2 separate regions of the Homo sapiens genome follow, and region 1 is linked to region 2. A link is a loop called in an ENCODE intact Hi-C map of the cell type or tissue named here. Cell type or tissue: IMR-90. All regions are shown on one strand. Each heading gives the region's core, and the rest is flanking DNA. Links, peaks and the distances in the headings are about the cores only. Region 1 overlaps DENND2A (DENN domain containing 2A). Region 2 holds the start of DENND2A (DENN domain containing 2A).

Region 1 (9,959 bases), core at 2,832-7,831, 70 kb before region 2:
ACAGCAATCAATCGGTAAAACACAGTCACTATTTATAGACTTAGTTGTCCTTTAGTTGTTCTTCTTCAGAATAAATAGCCACTATTTCTTTTCTATATAACAGTTCTCTCTTCCATCCACGATGACACAGATGAACCCAACTGGCCCAGGAAGTCTTTGAGTTGGTAAATCACAAGCTCAGACTGTCCCCTAAACAGTAATTTTGACTGTCCTTGCATAGTCATGCAAAGAAGCAAATACCAGCTGGGTGTAATTATAGGAAGGGGTCATTAATCACCACAGAGTGAATGACTTAAATTATAAAGAAGACCAAAGAAAGGACCAGCCAAGAATACCAAAGGGAGGAAGAATACCAAATGAGTTTCTCCACAAAGGAAACAGCATTCAGGACTGAAGAGCAGACCTCGTGGGGAAACAAGTTCCAGCCCTTTTCAACAGCCCAGTCACTACTTGCATGCACCCACCCCAGATCACACATAGGACACACACAAATACAGGCACACTTGTGCCTACCCACACGTCATCAACCTACGAGTTATCAGCGCATACATACACAGGCTCATATATGCACAGGAGCACAGTTACAGGAAGCTGCACACGGAAATTTCCCACAAATACAACTAATCACAGATGGCTGGAAAACAGCCCAGTCTCCCTGAACTGTCAAAGATAAATATGGGATAGGAAACATTTTAATGGAACATTAGCATGCAAATAGGGGCTGTGCCTTGATTCAGGTGACTTGACAGAAGTGAGGGATAAAACCCACAAAAAAAGTTTAAAAAGAGAAGAGAGAGAAGGAGGAAAAGGGCCTTTCTACAGAGGGAGCAAGGGAGCAAAGACAAGGAGATAAAATGCCTGACATGTAAAAATGCCTGTACAAGGATGATCACCATTGCATTAAAAAAAAAAAAAAAAAAAAAAAAAAAAGCCAGGCACAGTGGATCCCAGCACTTTGGAAGGCCGAGGTAGGGAGATCGCTTGAGCTCAGGAATTCGAGGCCAGCCTGGGCAACAGAGGAAGACCTCGTCTCTACGAAAAATAAATAAATAAATAAGCTGGGCATGGTTGCATGCGCCTGTAGTCCCAGTTACTTGGGAAGATGAGGCGGGAAGGCTCACTTGAGCCCAGGAGGTTGAGGCTGCAGTGAGCTGTGATCGTGCCACTCCATGCCATCCTGGATGACAACAGCAAGACAGAGATCCTGTCTCAAAAATACACACACAGGCAGGGCATAGTGGCTCATGCCTGTAATCACAGGACTTTGGGAGGCTGAAGTGGGCGGATCATTTGAGGTCAAGAGTTTGAGACCAGTCTGACCATTATGGTGAAACCCCATCTCTACTAAAAATACAAAAATTAGTTGGGCATGGTGGTGCATGCCTGTAATCCCAGCTACTCGGGAGGCTGATGCAGGACAACTGCTTGTACCCGGGAGGTGGAGGCTTCAGTGAGCCAAGATTGCACCACTGCACTCTAGCTCAGGCAATAGAGTGAGACTGTGTCAAAAAAAAAAAAAAAAATACACACACACACACAGAAACACTGGTAGCCAGATACATTTCTAACAGAAGGGGACTGGTTACATAGAAAAATAGACTAGGGAATACTCACATATTGGAACATTGTATAACTTGAAAAATGATGTTTTAGAATTTTTATTAAATATGCTTATAAATAATGAGAGGTTTACAAAAGAGTACACGCAGCACGATACAAAAATTCTGCAGTGTATAATTCCAGTTTTGTAAGAACATTACACCATTAGAAAAGACTGGAAGAAAAAGAAAATGTTAACAGTGACGGTCTCTGTGTGGTGGGATTACTAGTGATTTCTTTCCTAATACATTTCTGGATCAGTTTCCTTTTAAACAGTGAATGTGCAACTTTACTCTAGAAAAAAAATTTAATGTGGGTGACTCCAGGCTGGAAACAATAATCATTTGATCATTATGGTGAGTCATTAATTAACTAACTCATGAATTAATGCTTCCTTGATTCCTACAACACTGATTAAGCATTGCCACGTGAACAGCATTGTGCTAGGCCCCAAGGCAATGAACAGGATAGCAGGACAGCCCTTCACGCCTCAGTGATCTCTGTTGTGAGTCAGTGTGAGCATACCCAGTGGCCTCTCTTACCCATGGGCAGCCCCCGGCAAAAAAAAATCTGGGCATACCTGTAGTAGTGGGGTGTCAGGAGCTCATTCCTTAGAGGTGTGATAGCTAGAGGAAGGTGAGTGTCACCTTTGGAAGGCCGGTGCCTATGGTTTACTTCAATCTACATAATTGCTATCCTAAACTCCAAAAATAGGACTTGATTGTGGTGTTAGAGCACAGTGGGCAGGATGGAAGGAAGGCTGGCCTACAAAAGGAGGGGAGGCCTGGGGACAGCAGGATCTGGGCCTTGGTAGATGCTGGGGTTATGCCTGGGTGGTGATGGCAAAGGGAGTCCCTGAGTGGGCAAGGACAGAAGCTCCCTCCCTTCTGCCCTCCCTGAGGCATGAGTCTGTCCAGAGACCATCAGATTCTACCTGGTGAATCTTTGCATGCTTTTCTGGGGGTGGGGGGAGATGGTTATTTTATGTCCTCCTGGGAGAGTTTAAATTCCTTGAGGACAGGAGACACATTTTGTTTATCACTGTAATCCCCTAGGGCCAAGCAGAAAATTGCTTGAATGCAATATATTCTTAGTAAATTCTGGTTGAACTGAATTAGAATATGGTGGAACCTCTTTAATACTGATGTCAAAGCCTAAGAATAATTTATAAATTATTGCCATGTTGCTTCAGGCTATATTAAGTGCCATTTTATTTATTTTATTTTAGGTGCCATGATTTAACATATGGTAAAGCTGAATTCATACGGCCATGGTCCATGACATAAAAGTGTCCCAGGTGTGTGAACCACAGCGAGTCCATCCTGAGTAGGGGCTGGGTAAAATGAGGCTGAAACCTACTGGGCTGCATTCCCAGATGGTTAAAGCAGAGACAGGAGGTCGGCACAAAATACACGTCATAAAGACCTTGCTGATAAAACAGGTTGCAGTAAAGAAGCCGGCCAAAACCCACCAAAACCAAGATGGTGATGAGAGTGACCTCTGGTAGTCCTCACTGCTACACTCCCACCAGCATCATGACAGTTTACAGACGCCATGGCAACATTAGGAAATTATCCCATATGATCTAAAAAGGGGAGGCATGAATAATCCACCCCTTGTTTAGCATATAATCAAGAAATAACCACAAAAATGGGCAACCAGCAGCCCTCAGGGCTGTTCTGTCTATGGAGTAGCCATTCTTTCATTCCTTTACTTTTTGCAATCTCTGCTCACTGCAAGCTCTGCCTCCTGAGTTCAAGCGATTCTACAGCCTCAGCCTCCTGAGTAGCTGGGATTATAGGCGCCTGCCACCACGCCCAGCTAATTTTTGTATTTTTAGTAGAGAGTGGGTTTTGCCATGTTGGCCAGGCTGGTCTCAAACTCCTGACCTCAAGTGATCCGCCCACTTCGGCCTCCCAAAGTACTGGGATTACAGGTGTGAGTCACCGCGCCTGGCCTCCTTTACATTCTTAATAAATTTGCTTTCATTTTACCCTGCTGACTCGCCCTGAATTCTTTCTTGTGTGAGATCCAAGAACCCTCTCTAGAGGTCTGGATTGAGATCCCCTGCCTGTAACAAAAGGAAGGGACATACACAAAGATGCACAGCACACAAGCAAAGCAGAAGTTCAGCATAGACACAAGTATGATGCTGCTTAGGGAGACTTGGGGCTTCAGGGGAAAGAGACTTCTAGGCTAGGTTAGGAAGAGATGTGGCTGGCTGGATAAGGAGATGGAAGGAAAGGGCAAAGAGGATGGCACGGTCAGCACAGGGACCACAGCAAGTGAGAAAGCATTTCTGGCCATACTATTTTTTTTTTTTTTTTTTTTGAGACGGAGTTTTGCTCTGTCGCCCAGGCCGGAGTGCAGTGGCGTGATCTTGGCTCACTGCAACCTCCATCTCCTGGGTTCAAGCGATTCTCCTGTCTCAGCCTGAGTAGCTGGGACTGCAGGTGTGCGCCACCATGCATGGCTAATTTTTGTATTTGTCTGGCCAAACTTTTTAAGTCCCTGAATCTCTCCTTTCTGGGACCTCCCAAATTCTCTAGCAGCAGCATTTTTTTTTCATCTGATATACCCTAATTAGGACCCATTTTCAAGATTCTAGATGCTAGGTGTTCCTCAGACTCCCACACCTCCCTCAATTCATGAGTCCCAACAAGGTGATGGTTAGAACCCTGGCAGGCCACAGGGACCTGGCCACCCTGTTACCTTCAGAGGGAACTGTTGGGTGAGTTCTGGCACGTAGGCAGCCCCGGCCTGCTTCTTGTGCAAAGACACAACCACAAAGTACTCGAAGAGCTGCCTCTCCTGGTACTCGATGAGTTCCCGGGCAAGTGATGGGTACCGAGGCGCCTGCTTCAGCCGGGACTTCACGTTGACCAGGCGCTGGCTGTGAGCTGGGTGAGGGAGGGAGAGAGAAAGAGAGAAAGAGAGAGAGAGAGAGAGAGAGAGAGAGAGAGAGAGAGAGACAGAGTGAGCAAAGAGCCTGAAATGACCATGAGTCCATGTGGAATTGTGCCGAGCTGCAATAGGTTATGTAATTATCAGCTCAAGTACTTTTTTCTAATCCCCAAAGTGTTTCTGTGTCTAACAAATTAGTAGGAAACTCTTTATTTGGGATCTCTGCCAAAGTTCTGGGAGAACCAACATTCAGTTGGCTACCAAACCAATCAGGGTGCAGGAGCCTGGCTCTGCTCTGCCATGGTTTTGCTGTCTGGACTCTGGGCAGAGGCTGAAGATGTCCTTGCCTTCATCTGTCTGATGAGATGGGGACAGTGACTCCTCCCCTCACCCATTTCCCTCGTCTTTTGGTTGGTGTGATGTGACAGAATCCAGACTATAGGGCTTTTGGAGCTGGGAGCTTTGTAAACATCCCTTGTGACTCAACTGGCAGAGATCCCACTAACTCAGGAACTCCTGTCCACCTCCCCTCCTGCCACTAACTCTGCAATGAAATGGCCTTGCTTCATTCTAGAGGTGAGTCCGGGAGCAGCTGGGTGTCAGAGGTGAATGCAGCAGGGTCACTGAGTGGACAGGTCCCTGTCACCTCGTTCAGCAATCTGGACTTGCTTTCTTTTTTTTGAGATAGAGTCTCACTCTGTTGCCCAGGCTGGAGTGCAATGGCGCAATCTCAGCTCACTGCAACCTCCGCCTCCCGGGTTCAAGTGATACTCCTCCCTCAGCCTCCTGAGTATCTGGGATTACAGGCGCCTGCCACCACACCTGGCTAATTTTTCATATTTTTAGTAGAGACGAGGTTTCACTATGTTGGCCAGGCTGGTCTTGAACTCCCGACCTTGTGATCCACCCGCCTCGGCCTCCTAAAGTGCTGGGATTACAGGCGTGAGCCACCAAGCCCGGCCCCTGGACTTGCTTTCTTTGGCTTCTCCCTGGGGTCTGAAAAATTGCAGAAAACTCACTAAAGCCTTGGCCTAGACTATTTAATTTTAGACCCATAGGGACCAATTATTTCAACAACTTCATCAGACAGATGAACTAGAGGCCCTGGATCTTAAGTGATTTCCTCCAGATCACACAGTAATTTGAGCAGAAGTGGGCAGAAGCTCCAGGTCTCTGGAGGCTTAGGGCTGCAGTGTCAAGCCTTGAAGTGTGGAAAACCCTCAGGACATAGGGAGAGGCATGGGAGCAGGGGTCGCTGCCGTTACTGCAGCCACCCTGGCTCTCAGCAACTGTAGTGCCATTTTGATCATGCCCATGACGGACCGGCTCTGGAGCACCCTGTGGCCCCACTGTCTCCCGAGATGTCCACGCCTTGCCAAGCAAGCTCCGGCAGGACGCTTCTGTCCCTCATACTAAGGAGGAGGGGCCACCTTTGCAGCTTCCAAGTCACCTGCCTGAGTCCTGCACAGTAGTGGCTCTCCTCACCTTTCAGCTTCTCCTCTGTGTCACTGTCAGACTCACTGTTCTCATCTGTCACTAGAAGAAAAGAACAAGGAAGAAAATTGCAAATGTGAGTTCTTCTCATGTAGGAAACTCTTTCTATGTGGTAGCACAGATCAAATGTTCTAATTCAGAGGGGATGTTGAGTTGCCTCTTTTTTTTTTTGAGATGGAGTCTTGCTCTGTCACCCAGGCTGGAGTGCAGTGGCGCAATCTCGGCTCACTGCAACCTCTGCCTTCCAGGTTCCAGTGATTCTCCTGCCTTAGCCTCCTGAGTAGCTGGGACTACAGGTGTATGCCACCATGCCTGGCTAATTTTTCTATTTTTTAGTAGAGACAAGGTTTTGCCATGTTGGCCAGGCTGGTATAAAACTTCTGACCTCAGGTAGATCCGCCTGTCTCAGCCTCCCAAAGTGCTGGGATTACAGGCGTGAGCCACCGCGCCCCGCCTCTTGTTGTCTCTTTCAATGTATTGCACAAACCACGTCTCGTCCAACTCGATGTACTGCCAAATTAATTTGGCTCTAGTTCAGATGGTACTAGATGGTACCTATATCAGATAATACAACAGAAGGTCCTGGCCCCTTTTGTGCAGGCTAAGCAAGGAAGGCTGCTCCCACAGTCAGGCCAGGGCCTGCAGTACTGGGCTGACTTGGTGGTGGACCAGGACAAGGATGGGGAGGCAGGGGACATGCTGCCCCGGCTGAGCTCCCAGCCCCACCACTGTCCCAAAGACAGTGCGGGACATTTACAAAGCATCAGCTTGTTCTCCTCCTTGGTGAGCCAACCAGAAAAAACAGGAAGCCACTTCTGGAAAGAATCTCTTTTCCGATTCTTGCGGGAGGAGGGCTGGTGGTGGGGGTTCTACCTTTTCCTGAGTTGCTCTCCATTGACTGGGACAGCCTCTTCACCCGTTTCTTTCCTCTCCGGACCTCATAAATGGCGTTGATTCGCAACACCAGCTGCCAGACACCAGGAGAAGAACAGCCAGTGTTAGCAGCCCACTCTCTGTGGCAGCTGGGCTTCCCTCACTGCCCCTCTCCTAGGACGATGGAGGGCCAGGGCCAGGGGGAGTGGGAGAAACTTCCCATGGGCTCATGGGTGTCTTTCAATCATTTTTTTTTTTTATTTTTTTGAGGCAGAGTTTCGCTCTTGTCGACCAGACTGGGGTGCAATGGCGCAATCTCAGCTCACTGCAGCCTCTAACTTCTGGGTTCAAGAGATTCTCCTGCTTCAGCCTCCTGAGTAGCTGGGATTACAGGTACCCACCATTATGCCCAGCTAATTTTTGTATTTTTAGTAGAGACGGGGTTTCACCACATTGGCCAGGCTGGTCTCGAACTCCTGACCTCAGGTGATCCACCCACCTTGGCCTCCCAAAATGCTGGGATTACAGGCGCGAGCCACCGCACCCAGCCCAGTCATTTTTTTCTACCACACAGGAACGTGACTGTCAAGGACACTAAAGGAGGCTGCCAGCTCCACTGCCCTATGGGCGTCTGTTGTCTGGATCTGCTCACGAGCAGCAGAGACCCATGGGGAGACAGCCCATTGCTCATGATGCGATGGCTGCTTTCCCTCTGAGGCCTCGATGTCACTGCGGCTTGGGAAGGAGCTTTTCCTCCCAAAACAAAACAAGAAAAGGAAGAGACAGAAAAAAAAAGTTCCCAGGCAGGGCTCCCTTCATGGGAACTATTCCAAAGAATGTCAGAGCAGCCCTGAGTGGGGTGAGAACCGGGATTAGAACTGCTCCCGAGCCCTAGCTTGGGACTACGGGGAGTGGTGCCATGCACCCGAGCGTGCAGCCCCATCTGCAGAGGGACACGCTCCCCAGATGTCATGTACCCTCCATGTGTTCACAGAACACACACATGCAGTGTGCAAGTGCACATGGATACCCTGGTGTGGGACACATCCCAAGCCTCCAAGCAGGCCACTCAGCCTATGTGGTCTCCCCCATCACCACTGCCAGACGCCCTGTGCCCTGCCCCTCCCCACCTCCCAGGCCAGCCTAGTTGTCTGATGCATTTGAAAGGAGACCTGCTTCCATGGAAAATGTTTTTCATATTTCAGACCAAAAAAGTTTGGTGTTTCCTATGTATTTGTTTTCCCTCTTCTTGCGTGAGAAGCTGGTGAGTGCGAATTTATGTATTTTGCTTTGCTGGGTCCCCCAGGGCTTGCTATCAAAGAGTACACGCTCATGGCATATGTGATTCAGAATCCCACACGTGGAGGAACTCTAAAATTAGTTGTTCTGTGTGCTTACAAAATTAATCTTATTATCTCACAGCTATATGTTAAATGTTATATAACACTTTTATCTGTATAGGTCAGTAAACAAAAATATAGGATGGTAATCAATTTCCATGTTCTATAAATATTTTATTTATCTATTTATTTTGAGACAGAGTCTTGCTCTGTCACCAGGCTGGAGTGCAGTGGCGTGATCTTGGCTCACCACAACCTCCGACTCCCGGTTTCAAGTGATTCTCATGCCTCAGCCTCCCAAGTAGCTGGGATTACAGGTGTGTGCCACCATGCCCAGCTAATTTTTTTGTATTTTTAGTAGAGACGGGGGTTTCAACATGTTGGCCAGGCTGGTCTCGAACTTCTGACCTGAAGTGATCTGCCCACCTCAGCCTCCCAAAGTGCTGGGATTACAGGCATGAGCCACCGTGTTGGCTTGAATATTTCAATTCTTATTTTCAATATTTAAACATTGTCTGGCCCTCTTTGCTTCTAGCTGGTTGGGTGTCTCTGGGCCATTTAGTTGGCTTCTATGGGGTCAAATGTCCTCATCGGGAAAATGAAGGGGTTGGAGTGTTTCAACAGTCACTTCTGTTGAAACACTCCAACTTTCTAACAGCCAAGTGTCCATGGACGGATAGATGGATTTACAAAATGTGGTATATACATACGATGGAATACCATTTAGTCTTAAAAAAGAAGAAAATGCTGACACATGCTTAAACCTTGAAGACACTAAGCAAAGTGAAATGTCATTCACAAAGGACGATTCTGTGTGATTCCACTTACCTGAGATATTTCCAACAGTCTAACTTTCTAGGTTCTAGGATGACAGTTCTTAGCTGTCCTCAGACTTGCCAAGTCCTTTCATAACCTCTCCTAGTGCTGCCAAGGTGAGTCACTCAGTAGGCACCACTACTTAAAGGTGCATTCCCTAAGTGGACTTCAGCAGAACCATCTCTCTCTCTCTCTCTCTCTCTGTCTCTCTTTTATTTTTAGAGGCAGCATCTCGCTCTGTCACTTAGGCTGGAGTGCAGTGGCATGATCATAGCTCACTGCAGCCTCTAACTCCTGGGCTCAAGTGATTCTCTCTCACCTCAGCCTCACATGTAGCTGGGACTACAAGTGCACACCACCATGCCTGGCTAATTTTAAATTTTTTTTGTAGAGATGGGGTTCCACCATGTTGCCCAGGCTGGTCTTGAACTCCTGGGCTAAAGTGATCCTCCTATCTTGGCCTCCCAAAGTGCTGGGATTACAGGTGTGAGCCACTGTGCCCAGCCTCCCTGGACTTTCTTTCAGGTCAATGGGTCACTCAGAGAAGTCCCTTGAAAGCTACAGACAGTGTCCCACACCGAAACTTATCTGCATAAAGTTTTACATTTTTATGGGTTTCATGACCCCCTAAAGCCCATCCATGAACTCTGAAATTAAGAATCCCTGCTCTCCAAGTTCCTGGCTGGGCACGGTGGCTCATGCCTGTAATCCCAGCACTTTGGGAGGCTGAGGCAGGCGGATCACGCGGTCAGCAGTTCGAGACCAGCCTGGTCAATATGGTGAAACCCCGTCTCTACTAATAATACAAAAATTAGCTGGGTGTGGTGACTGTAGTCCCAGCTACTCGGGAGGCTGAGGCAGGAGAATCGCTTGAACCCAGGAGGCGGAAGTTGCAGTAAGCCGAGATCACACCACTGTACTCCAGCTTGGGCA
Region 2 (9,959 bases), core at 3,347-8,346:
GCAAGGAGAATGAATGAGCATATCCAACTCTCAGCCTTTACCAGCGTGGCCACAAGGTGCAGTTTGCAGGGACAGTCCAGGTTAATTAAGCCTATTGTACATCAATTAACAACTTACTTTTAGTGCTTTTTTTCTTTTTTTGAGAAGGAGTTTAGCTCTAGTCAACCAGGCTGGAGTGCAGTGGCGCGATCTCGGCTCACTGCAACCTCTGCTTCCTGGGTTCAAGTGATTCACCTGCCTCAGCCTCCTGAGTAGCTGGGACTACAGGCGCCTGCCTCCACACCCGGCTAATTTTTGTATTTTTAGTAGAGATGGGGTTTCATTGGCCAGACGGATCTCCAACTCCTGACCTCAGGTGATCCGGCCCACCTCAGCCTCCCAAAGTGTTGGGGTTACAGGCATGAGCCACCATGCCTGGCCTTTTTTTTTTTTTTTTTGAGACAGTCTCCCTCTTTTGCCCAGGCTGGAGTCCAGTGGCGCAATCTCAGCTCACTGCAACCTCCACCTCCTGGGTTCAAGCGATTCTCCTGCCTCAGCCTCCTGAGTAGCTGGGATTATAGGCGTGTGCCACCATGCCCAGCTAATTTTTTTTTTTTTTTTTTGAGACAGAGTCTTGCGCTGCCGCCCAGGCTGGAGTGCAGTGGCGCAATCTCGGCTCACTGCAAGCTCCGCCTCCCGCGTTCACACCATTCTCCTGTCTCAGCCTCCTGAGTAGCTGGGACTATAGGCACCTGCCACCATGCCCGACTAATTTTTTGTATTTTTAGTAGAGATGGGGTTTCACCATGTTAGCCAGGATGGTCTCCATCTCCTGACCTCGTGATCCACCCGCCTCAGCTTCCCAAAGTGCTGGGATTACAGGCGTGAGCCACCGTGCCTGGCCCTAATGTTTGTATTTTTATAGAGATGGGGTTTGGCCAGGCTGGTCTCAAACTCCCGACCTCAAGTGATCTACCCGCCTTGGCCGCCCAAAGTGCTAGAATTACAGGTGTGAGCCACCGCGCCTGGCCTAATGCTCTCTTTTTACTTTCTCTACAGTCCTACTTTGTGTATATGGTTACCCTATATTTTACCTACCATAAACTTGCAGAGAATTTAGTGCTGAATCAAATTTGACCATTATTGCATCTTCTCTGCTGAGAAGTGGGGAAGTGTGAGGGAGAGAGAGAGGCCCTTGAAATTGCTTTGCTAGGTTGGCTCTTTTGTGTCACTCGGTCCACCCATCCTAGGTTTCAGCCTACACAACATGTGGAATCATGGTGATGTGCCATCAAGGTTATGGAAACACGAAACCAACAGCAAGAGACGAACTTGGGACAACACGGAAGACAATCTATAAAGATTTTTTTGAGACCTCTGTTGCCCAGGCTGGAGTGCAGTGGTGTGATCTCGACTCACTGCAATCTCTGCCCACCAGGCTCAAGTGATCCTCCCACTTCAGCCTCCAACCTCGGCTACTACCAACAATGCTGCCACAAATACTCTCCAACACTTGTTCTAATATTTTTCTAAGATAAATTCCTAAAAATGGAATTGCGAGATTAAAATAGATTTCTTTTTTTTTTTTTTTCCGAGACAGAGTCTCGCTCTGTCACCCAGGATGGAGTGCAGTGGCGCGACCTCGGCTCACTGCAACCTCCACCTACCGGGTTCACACCATTGTCCTGCCTCAGCCTCCCGGGTAGTTGGGACTACAGGTGCCCGCCACCACGCCCGGCTAATTTTTTGTATTTTTAGTAGAGACGGGGTTTCACCGTGTTAGCCAGGACCGTCTTGATCTCCTGACCTCGTGATCCGCCTGCCTTGGCCTCCCGAAGTGCTGGGATTACAGGCGTGAGCCACCGCGCCCGGCCTAAAATACATTTCAAAGCCACATACTTAATGAATCTATTTGTGCCAAGTGATGGTTATTTTGAAAATGAGATTCTAATACTCCCTTTTAAAACAATAATAAGATATAGTACCTCTCTGTTCCTTAACCCAATTGTACCCACACTGGTTTTGCCCCGAATATTTTATGAATTTCTATTTAATATGAACATTAAAATTCATACTGTGGCACATGCATAGAGGCAATGTATTATATTTTGAGTTTTGTTAACTTTTAAAAGAAAACGTATTAAAATTAGAAATTTAAAATTTTTGGCCAGGCGTGGTGGCTCATGCCTGTAATTCCAGCACTTTGGGAGGCCAAGGCCAGCGGATCACTTGAGGTCAGGAGTTCCAAACCAGCCTGGCCAACATGGTGAAACCCCCTCTCTACTAAAAAATACAAAAACTAGCCAGGTGAGGTGGTGGGCGCCTGTAGTCCCAGCTACTTGGGAGGCTGAGGCAGGAGAATTGCTTGAAGCTGAGAGGCAGAGGTTGCTGTGAGCTGAGATCGCACCACTGCACTCCAGTGCAGCTACTTGGGAAGCTGAGGCAGGAGAATTGCTTGAACCCAGGAGGTGGAGGTTTCAGTGAGCCAAGATCACGGCACTGAACTCCAGCCTGTGTGACAGAGCAAGACTCCGTCTCAAAAAAAAAAAAAAATTTTGGCCAAGTGCAGTGGCTCATGCCTGTAGTCCCAGCACTTTGCAAGGCCGAGGCAGGTGGATTGCTTGAGTCCAGGAGTTTGAGACCAGCCTGGGCAACATGGGGAAACTCTGTCTCTACCAAAAATACAAAAATTAGCTAGGTGTGGTGGTGCGCACCTATAGTCCCCGCTACTCAAGAGGCTGAGGCAGCAGGATCCCTTGAGCCCAGGAGGTAGAAGCTGCAGTGAGCCATCATTACACCACTGCACTCCAGCCTGGGCAAAAGAGCAAGACGCTGTCTAAAAATAAATAATAATAAAAATAAATAAATAAGTAAATGTTTTATGACAAATATAACTTTCATAGATTACATATAAAGTTTATAAGTAAACCTACAATTTTTAAGTGTACTTTTTTAGAAGACAAAACAACAAAAGGAAATGCATTTGGCATTCTGCTTGAAGTGGTCTGATAAGCCCTTCAGATAAGATCCGCAGTGTACGGAAGGCCTGGGGATCCCGGGAGGAGGGGTCACAGCCAAGGTTGCGGCTCCCTGTACTGGCCCCACTCTCCAGCCAATGATCCCTGCTTTCATTTCCTTCTGAAGGGATGCCTATGACCTCCTGGTTCCCTACCACTGAGGGAAGCTAACCTCTTCCCTAAGCTTGCTGCAAGGGTGACCCACCCCTTCCTTCCCCAAGGCCAGGGGAAAAAACGATCACTTGGTTTCCCATAGTTCAGCCAGTTGGAAGAGTGGGTCTCAGGCTTATCTGTTCTTTAGCCCCTCTGAACTGCAAGCCAGGGACAAACGTGCCAAAGAGAAGCTGAAGGTAGAGTCGCAATTCTAGGCCCAGCTGGCAAAGAACTTAACTTCTAGGCAAACTGAGGGCTGACGGAGTAAACTGTTGCCCACGTCAGACATTGATTTTAAGGCCAGGGTAAAGAAGAGTCTGACTCTGGCTTCCCAGCATGTCGCTGTCTTTTGCATATGAAAAGTAGAGAACTTAGCTCATCACTTGCCCTAGTTCCAGGCAGTGTTTGCCTCCTATCATTAAAGGGGCCAGCGGGGCCTGGCACTCTTCCCTGAGTAACCAGCACAGGGAATTTCAAGAGAGTCTGGGGTACAAGTGGAGGCTGTCTGATTCAGGTGGCAGAAGAAGGGTCTATGCTTGGACACATGAGGCTGATAGCCAGTGTTCAGGGCCAGGCTCCTGGGGTAACAAGCAACAATGCGTGTGGGCAGAGAGGCAGTGGTGAGGGCAGTGAGGGGTCACAGCCCGAAAGGCGCTGCACAATGAACCCATGGAAAACCAGTTTCACTAAAATCTCTCCAAGAAAGAGCAATCCAGGGCAGCTCCAGGGAAGCAACTCCTAACCCCCAGTCTTCAGCAAGGTGACTGCCAGAAGGAACAGAGGAGGGCTGGTAAAGACCTCGGGGGAGAAGCAGCGATACAGGAGTCCAGGAGACTGTGCGGAACGCCAGGAACAAGCAGGGCCAGCCTTGTCCACTTCTGAGGACCTGCGAGGCATCCCATGTGTCCCACCTGGGATCTTTTGGAATCTGAGTTTCCGTCCCGCCCTGTGATGGGCTCTCTATACGTGACTGCTAGAGCAGCCACTCTCAACCTCAGCTGTACCTTAAAATCATCTGGGGATCTCAAAAAAATACTGATGCCAGGCAGTGAGCCCTAAGTATCAGTTGTTTTGAATCTCCCTCCCCAGCCTTTTTTTTTTTTTTTTTTTTTTTGGACACAGGGCCTCACTGTCGCCTAAGCTGGAGTGAAGTGGCACAATCATAGCTCCCTGCAGCCTCAACCTCCCTAGGCTCAAGTGATCCTCCCACTTCAGTCTCCCGAGTAGCTGGGACTACAGGTGTGTGTCACTGTGTGTGGTTAATTTCTTTTATTTATTTATTTTTGAGATGGAGTCTTGCTCTGTCGCCCAGGCTGGAATGTAGTGATGCAATCTTGGCTCATGCAACCTCCGCCTCCTGGGTTCAAGTGATTCTCCTGCCTCAGCCTCCCAAGTAGTTGGGACTACAGGCATGCGCCACCACGCCTGGCTAATTTTTGTATTTTTAGTAGAGACAGGGTTGGCCAGGCTGGTCTCAAACTCCTGATCTCAAGTGATCTGCCTGCCTCGGCCTCCCAAAGCGTTGGGATTACAGGCGTAGGCCACTGTGCCTGGCCAATTTCTTTTACTTTTTATAGAGATGGGGTCTCGCCATGTTGCCCAGGCTAGTCTCAAACTCTCCTCCCCAGCATTTAAATGTATATTCTAATGCACACCCCAAGATTAAAAATGTTAAGAAATCTGATTGGAGGGGTAGAATCCCACTCCTACTGAATGTCAATTTACGACAGCTATAGTTGGCAAGAAATAGTTTAAAGTTTAAAGGGCACATTAGCAATGTATGGACATAGATTCTGCAGGTTCTCTGCCTTCTGCAGAAACCAAAGGGAAGAGCCTGGCCAGGAGATCTGTGCCTGAGTCTGCAGGACCTCCCAGTTCTCAGCTCCTACTCCTGGTTCCTCTGCAACTTCCTTGTGTTGTAGCAAACAAGATTTCCACCCTCCTGGGCCTCTCTGGTCTCCTGAAGAGGATCTCTGGTCTGCTGAGTCCCACCCTTTTCCTACCCCTTTAGAGGCAGGCTCTACATCCAGTCTGGAGGCAGAATGACCAGGACCGCCCTGGGAAGTGGACTTGCCCATATGAATGGAATCCTATAATGCTGTGTGAACTCCCTGCCTGCTTCCCCGGGGGTCAGGATTCCTGGATGCTGGCCCTTCCAACGTGCTATGCCCTACCTGTCCCCTTCTCAGACCACAGTCTCAGCCCACCCCTCTCTGGGCTATACTATGATAAGCCTCCTTCCCTTTATGGTTGAGCACCCCGGACGCCTTGCTCTCTACATTCACAGAGATGGGTGTCAGCTCTTCCTGCACTTAAGGTACCATTGTCTCCTTTGTATAGGATTTCCCTGGCCCCATACTCTGAGATGACACCCAGTCCTCACAGAAGTGCAGTTCACTCCCCTAGACATAACAGGATGGTAGAGGAAGGCAGTAACGGGGAGTTTTATCTTTCCATCTTTTGTAACACCAGCAACGAAGATTTTTTTTTTCTATGTCACTCTTCAGTCTTTACATAAAGTTCCACATGATAAATTCCCAGCTGAGTTCAATTCCAGGAAAAATTTTGTTCTGAGAATTAATTTGTAGGCTTTCTGTTGTCCAAAATCCCAAACTATGCAACCCAGTGTATTTTTGTTTGTCCCTAAGCTGCCAGAAAACTTACAGCCAAATGCGTTATCCAAGTGTTGTAATCTGCTAAATGCAGGCCACTCAGAAGGTCCACATTCCTTTTGCTTTGCTTTGTTTTCTCCTGAGCATTTGTGTACATACTTGCTTTTAGTCTAAGTTATCATAATCTGTGCCCAAACCAGTCACCAGGTCCTGCCTCTTGATCCTGGCATCCTTTCAGTTTCTCCTGCTCCTCAGTAATTCTGGCCTGGGTGTTGCAAAAAGCCTTGGTCTCCTCCTCCTCCTCCAGGCCTCCCCACCCAACAACTAGAAGGAGCGCATCACTCCTGCTTCAGTGCATACTCCTGCCTCCTTCTGGCAGATCCTTCCTTCCCTGTGCCTCTGCCCTGACAGCTCCCGCCTCACCTCTCCCCGGCATGCACTCACATACTGCAACCCGCAGCCACACTGAATTCCCCTCACTGGCCTCTCCTAGACTCTCTTGGTGACTTTGCACATTCTGTTCTTTCAGCCTGAAACAACCTTCCCTGCTGTTTCCTTGGTGAGGCGGTTTTCAGGGCTTAGCCCAAGCATCACCTAATCTGTGGGGATTCCCTGCACCGGCTCCTCTCTGGGCTGCCCTAGTTCTATGCCATGCAGCCCTCACAGCCAGGCTGGGCAGGACTGGTTTTACTTTTTTGTTTGACTACCCAGCTAGGATGGTGTTCCTGGAAGGAAGGGGGACGTCTCATTCCTCGCTGTGCCACTGATGTCTAGCACGCATGCCTAGCACACAGAGCTGTGTAAGGGTATGAATAGAATACATGACACAGGATTTTATTAATCTTCCAGAATGAAAGGACTGGAGGCCAGGCACAGTGGCTCAAGCCTGTAATCCCAGCACTTTGCGAGGCCGAGGCGGGCAGATCACCTGGGGTCAGCAGTTCAAGACCAGCCTGGCCAACATGGTGAAACCCCGTCTCTACTAAAAATACAAAAATTAGCTGGGTGTGGTGGTGGGCGCCTGTAATCCCAGCTACTCGGGAAGCTGAGACAGGAGAATTGCTTGAACTCCGGGGGCTGAGGTTGCAGTGGGTCGAGATTGCACTACCGCACTCCAGCCAGGGTGACAGAGCAAGACTCTGTCTCAAAAAAATAAAAATAAAAAACAAACGAAAGGACTGGAGGCCAGCCTCCCGCCAGCCTTTTCATTACCAGGCCTCAGAAACCGTCTCTGACACACACACACACACACACTCGCACACTCACACATACTTCCTCTCGGAGTTCTGCTCCGTCCCACGCTGCCCACCCAGACTTTCTACTCCACTCTTTTGGTATCTGATATTTGATGATGTAAGGAGAAGGGATTTCTTTCTCTTCTTTTATGTGGTAACCACAGAGGGTTTAAGAGTTTACTAACAAGATTACTGTAGCACGCCTATTACAACTCTGTTACCCCCAGCCCATTACTGTCCGATGTCATTTGGAACCTTGGGGAAGTCACATTCCTGAATCGCATCTGAACAGCAGCTGGAAGTCAGCACCAGCTGGTTAAGGCAGGGTCACTGCACTTCCCTTGCCCAATTTACGCCCCTGGAGAGCCCTGACCAGTTTCCTGCTTCCTGTCCCAGGCCCCCCATGACAAGATTCCACGGCTGAGGTCTGGCTCTACTCCGTGGTCTCACCCAGCTCTCTGTGACCCTCCTAATACGATTGTGTCCAGACTTCCCCTGGGCTCCATCTGCTCCCAACTCCACCCTTGGGGACAAAGTGGAAGAAGTAAGACCATTCAATCATCTTTACCTTCTTGCTTTCCCAAGACTGCAAATGCTGACCGCTGTGAGGGGGGCCCGGCTGCTCAGCCGCCTCGATGCCCCGCGCTTGCACGCGCACGCACACACTCACACACACTCGCACAGACACACTCACACACAGACACACAAGCGCGCACACACACACACGCGCGCGCGCGGACACACACACACTCACACTCGCGCCCCGAGGGACCCAGCACGGCGCAGGGCGGGGGTCTACCGGCTTTCTGCAGGTCCCCGAGGCGCGAGACGGCGGCGTCCGGGCTCAGTCCTGGGAGTCAGCCCGAGCCCGGGAGGAACGCCTGGATCGCGCTCTGCACAGTCCCGGGACCAGGCGGGAACTCAGACTCCCGTCTGCAGAGCCGCTTCCCCCGTCAGGGCTCAGGCCGCGCGAGCCGTTTCCTCCCTCCCCCGCGCGTCCCCTCCTCCGTCCCCTTTCCCTCCCCAGCTCGACCCTGCACCCCCTGGCCCGGCCCGGCCCTACCTCCCCGCGGGCGGCGGCTCCGCGGGCTCTGGGGCGCATCTTGGGGGCTCCGGGGCGGGCCGGGACGGCTGGCGGCGCGGCTCGGGGGCGGGCGGCGGCGGGTGCCGGGGACGCCATGGCCCTCCGCCCTCCGCCCCTTTGTCCGCCGAGCCTCCCCCGGCCGCCCGCAAGCCCCTGGGGGTCCCCGCCGCGCGCGCTCCCGTGGGGTCCCCGCCGCCCCCGGCCCCAGCGGCGCGCTTCCCTCGGCCGGCCCAGCGCAGGCTCGCCCGCGGCCCCTGCCTCCTCCTGCCGTGGCTCCGCGACGATCTGCGCGACGCGCGCCCCCTCCTCCCGACCCATCCCGCCCGGCCCAGTGAGCTAATCCGCAGCTGGCGGGCGCCCGGCCGGTTGCCACGGCAACCCCTCTCCCAGGGCCCGGCCCCGCGCGGAGCTGCGGTAAACAGGACCTTCTGCCGGACTCGCCCCCTCGCCTCTCGGGGTGGGGGAGAGGTGGCTTAACCCTTCCTGGGAGGACGCCCGCCGCGCGCGGGCTCCATTCCACCCAGGCCCGGGCGGATTCGCGAGGTGCTTCCGGCCTGAGGCTTAGACCTGGACGTCCAAGCCTGGGGAACGGCGGCCGCGTGCCCGGCCCCGCTTACTCTAGGCAGTTAACACACTCTCGGCACCGGGCCGGGGCCGGGGGCACCTCGGGCAGTGAGTCAGGCACCACCCTTGCCCCAGGCAGCTTGCCGTCGGGCCGGGGTAATGACAGTCATGAGACCGGCGATGCAGGTGATGGGGGCCGGGGAGGGCCCAGGGCCGAGCGCGCTGCAGAAGGGCTCCCAGACCGGGCGGGAAGGGAGGTGGTCAGGAAAAGCTTCCAAGAGGAGAAGTGACTTCATAGACCCGCTGCCCCCACTCACGCAGGACACCGTCAAGGAACACAGGCTGCACAGCAGAAGTCCGCAGGGAAATGCCGTGGGCTGCGGGGAAGGCGGGTCTGGAATACAGGCTGGGGCCTTCGAGGAAGTTCCCTGGAGCTTTGACCGGGCCGGGAACATTGAATAGCATTTGCATAGGTGGAGGAAAGTGGGTGAAAGGAAAGGGTTCTGAGTGAAGGGAACAGCACCAGTGGAGGCCGGAAGCAGAGGCTAGGCATTTCAGAAACAGCCGAGTGAGGACCAAGTGGTGAATCAGGTCTGATGGGTAGGCTTAGCCAGATTTCAAGCGGGGGACGGAAAGTTTTTGAGCAGAGGAATGCCCTGATGAGAGTGAGGGGGGTCTGGCGGGGTGATTTGCGCGCGGTGGGAGCAGGCTTCAGGTCCATCTCCACACCAGAGGAAGGTCATCCTCATCTTTAGCTCAGAAGGGCTGGGAGCCATGGTCCTGCGGGACAGCAAAGAGGCCTAAAGTTCAAGCAAGGGGGAAGAGAGAAGAGAGGCTTAGCCTCACAAATCCACAGAAGGAGTGTGCGCGCGAGAGAAAGGCAGGAGGGAGACAGTGAAAAATAAAAGATGGGTGTAATGACGTAATACTGCCCAGGCAGTGCCTATAGACTGGGAGCTTGAGATTTGAGGGACTTGTTCAAAGTCACAGGAAAAAAATCTCTGTTTTCTTCTCAGCTGAGGGTTTTATGCTTTCTGGGAACTCTTTGAAGCTTTTCTAGGGCTTAAGTTCCTTAAACTCCTCATGACATACCCATTTTAACTAAGCATAGTCAACTTTTAGAGCCCACATTTGCAAAGTGCAAGCTTTTTTTTTAAAGTGTAAGCATTTAAATTATTGTTTTGTTTGTTGAAGCATTATTCAGTAAGTTTTTCACTTTCTAAATAAAGATCAGAGGCTTGGCTTTTTTTTTTTTTTTTTTTTGAGACGGAGTCTCGCTCTGTCGCCCAGGCTGGAGTGCAGTGGAGCGATTTCG

The links. A loop is a pair of places that touch in the nucleus more often than their neighbours do. Peaks named below come from ENCODE experiments on the same cell type or tissue, not always from the same donor. Only the 100,000 strongest peaks of a DNase experiment are listed, where the experiment ranks them.
Region 1: it touches region 2 in a loop (7-fold over the local background); 4 of 110 quality-filtered maps call a loop at or near these places.

What each region holds. Positions count from the first base shown.
Region 1 is chr7:140,562,775-140,572,733 of GRCh38, forward strand. DENND2A (DENN domain containing 2A) reads right to left here. Exons shown (of 20, transcript NM_015689.5): 7 at 6,871-6,964; 8 at 5,989-6,039; 9 at 4,312-4,499. Among named protein-coding and RNA genes, the nearest start is that of DENND2A, 73 kb to the right of the region's middle. RefSeq lists enhancers at 6,628-7,128, 7,129-7,629. In IMR-90, for the core only: no CTCF peak of the experiment used is centred there; DNase peaks (open chromatin) are centred at 3,617, 4,627 and 4,967; H3K27ac peaks cover 1,585 bases.
Region 2 is chr7:140,632,445-140,642,403 of GRCh38, forward strand. It overlaps DENND2A (DENN domain containing 2A), which reads right to left and starts at 8,369. Exons shown (of 20, transcript NM_015689.5): 1 at 8,060-8,369. LOC105375535 (a long non-coding RNA gene) reads left to right here and starts at 8,465. Exons shown (of 6, transcript XR_928047.3): 1 at 8,465-8,830. RefSeq lists enhancers at 737-1,237, 2,543-3,150, 3,151-3,758, 3,759-4,365 and a silencer at 8,265-8,559. In IMR-90, for the core only: a CTCF peak has its summit at 6,134 (motif pointing left); DNase peaks (open chromatin) are centred at 6,017 and 7,077; H3K4me3 peaks cover 1,760 bases; H3K27ac peaks cover 2,826 bases.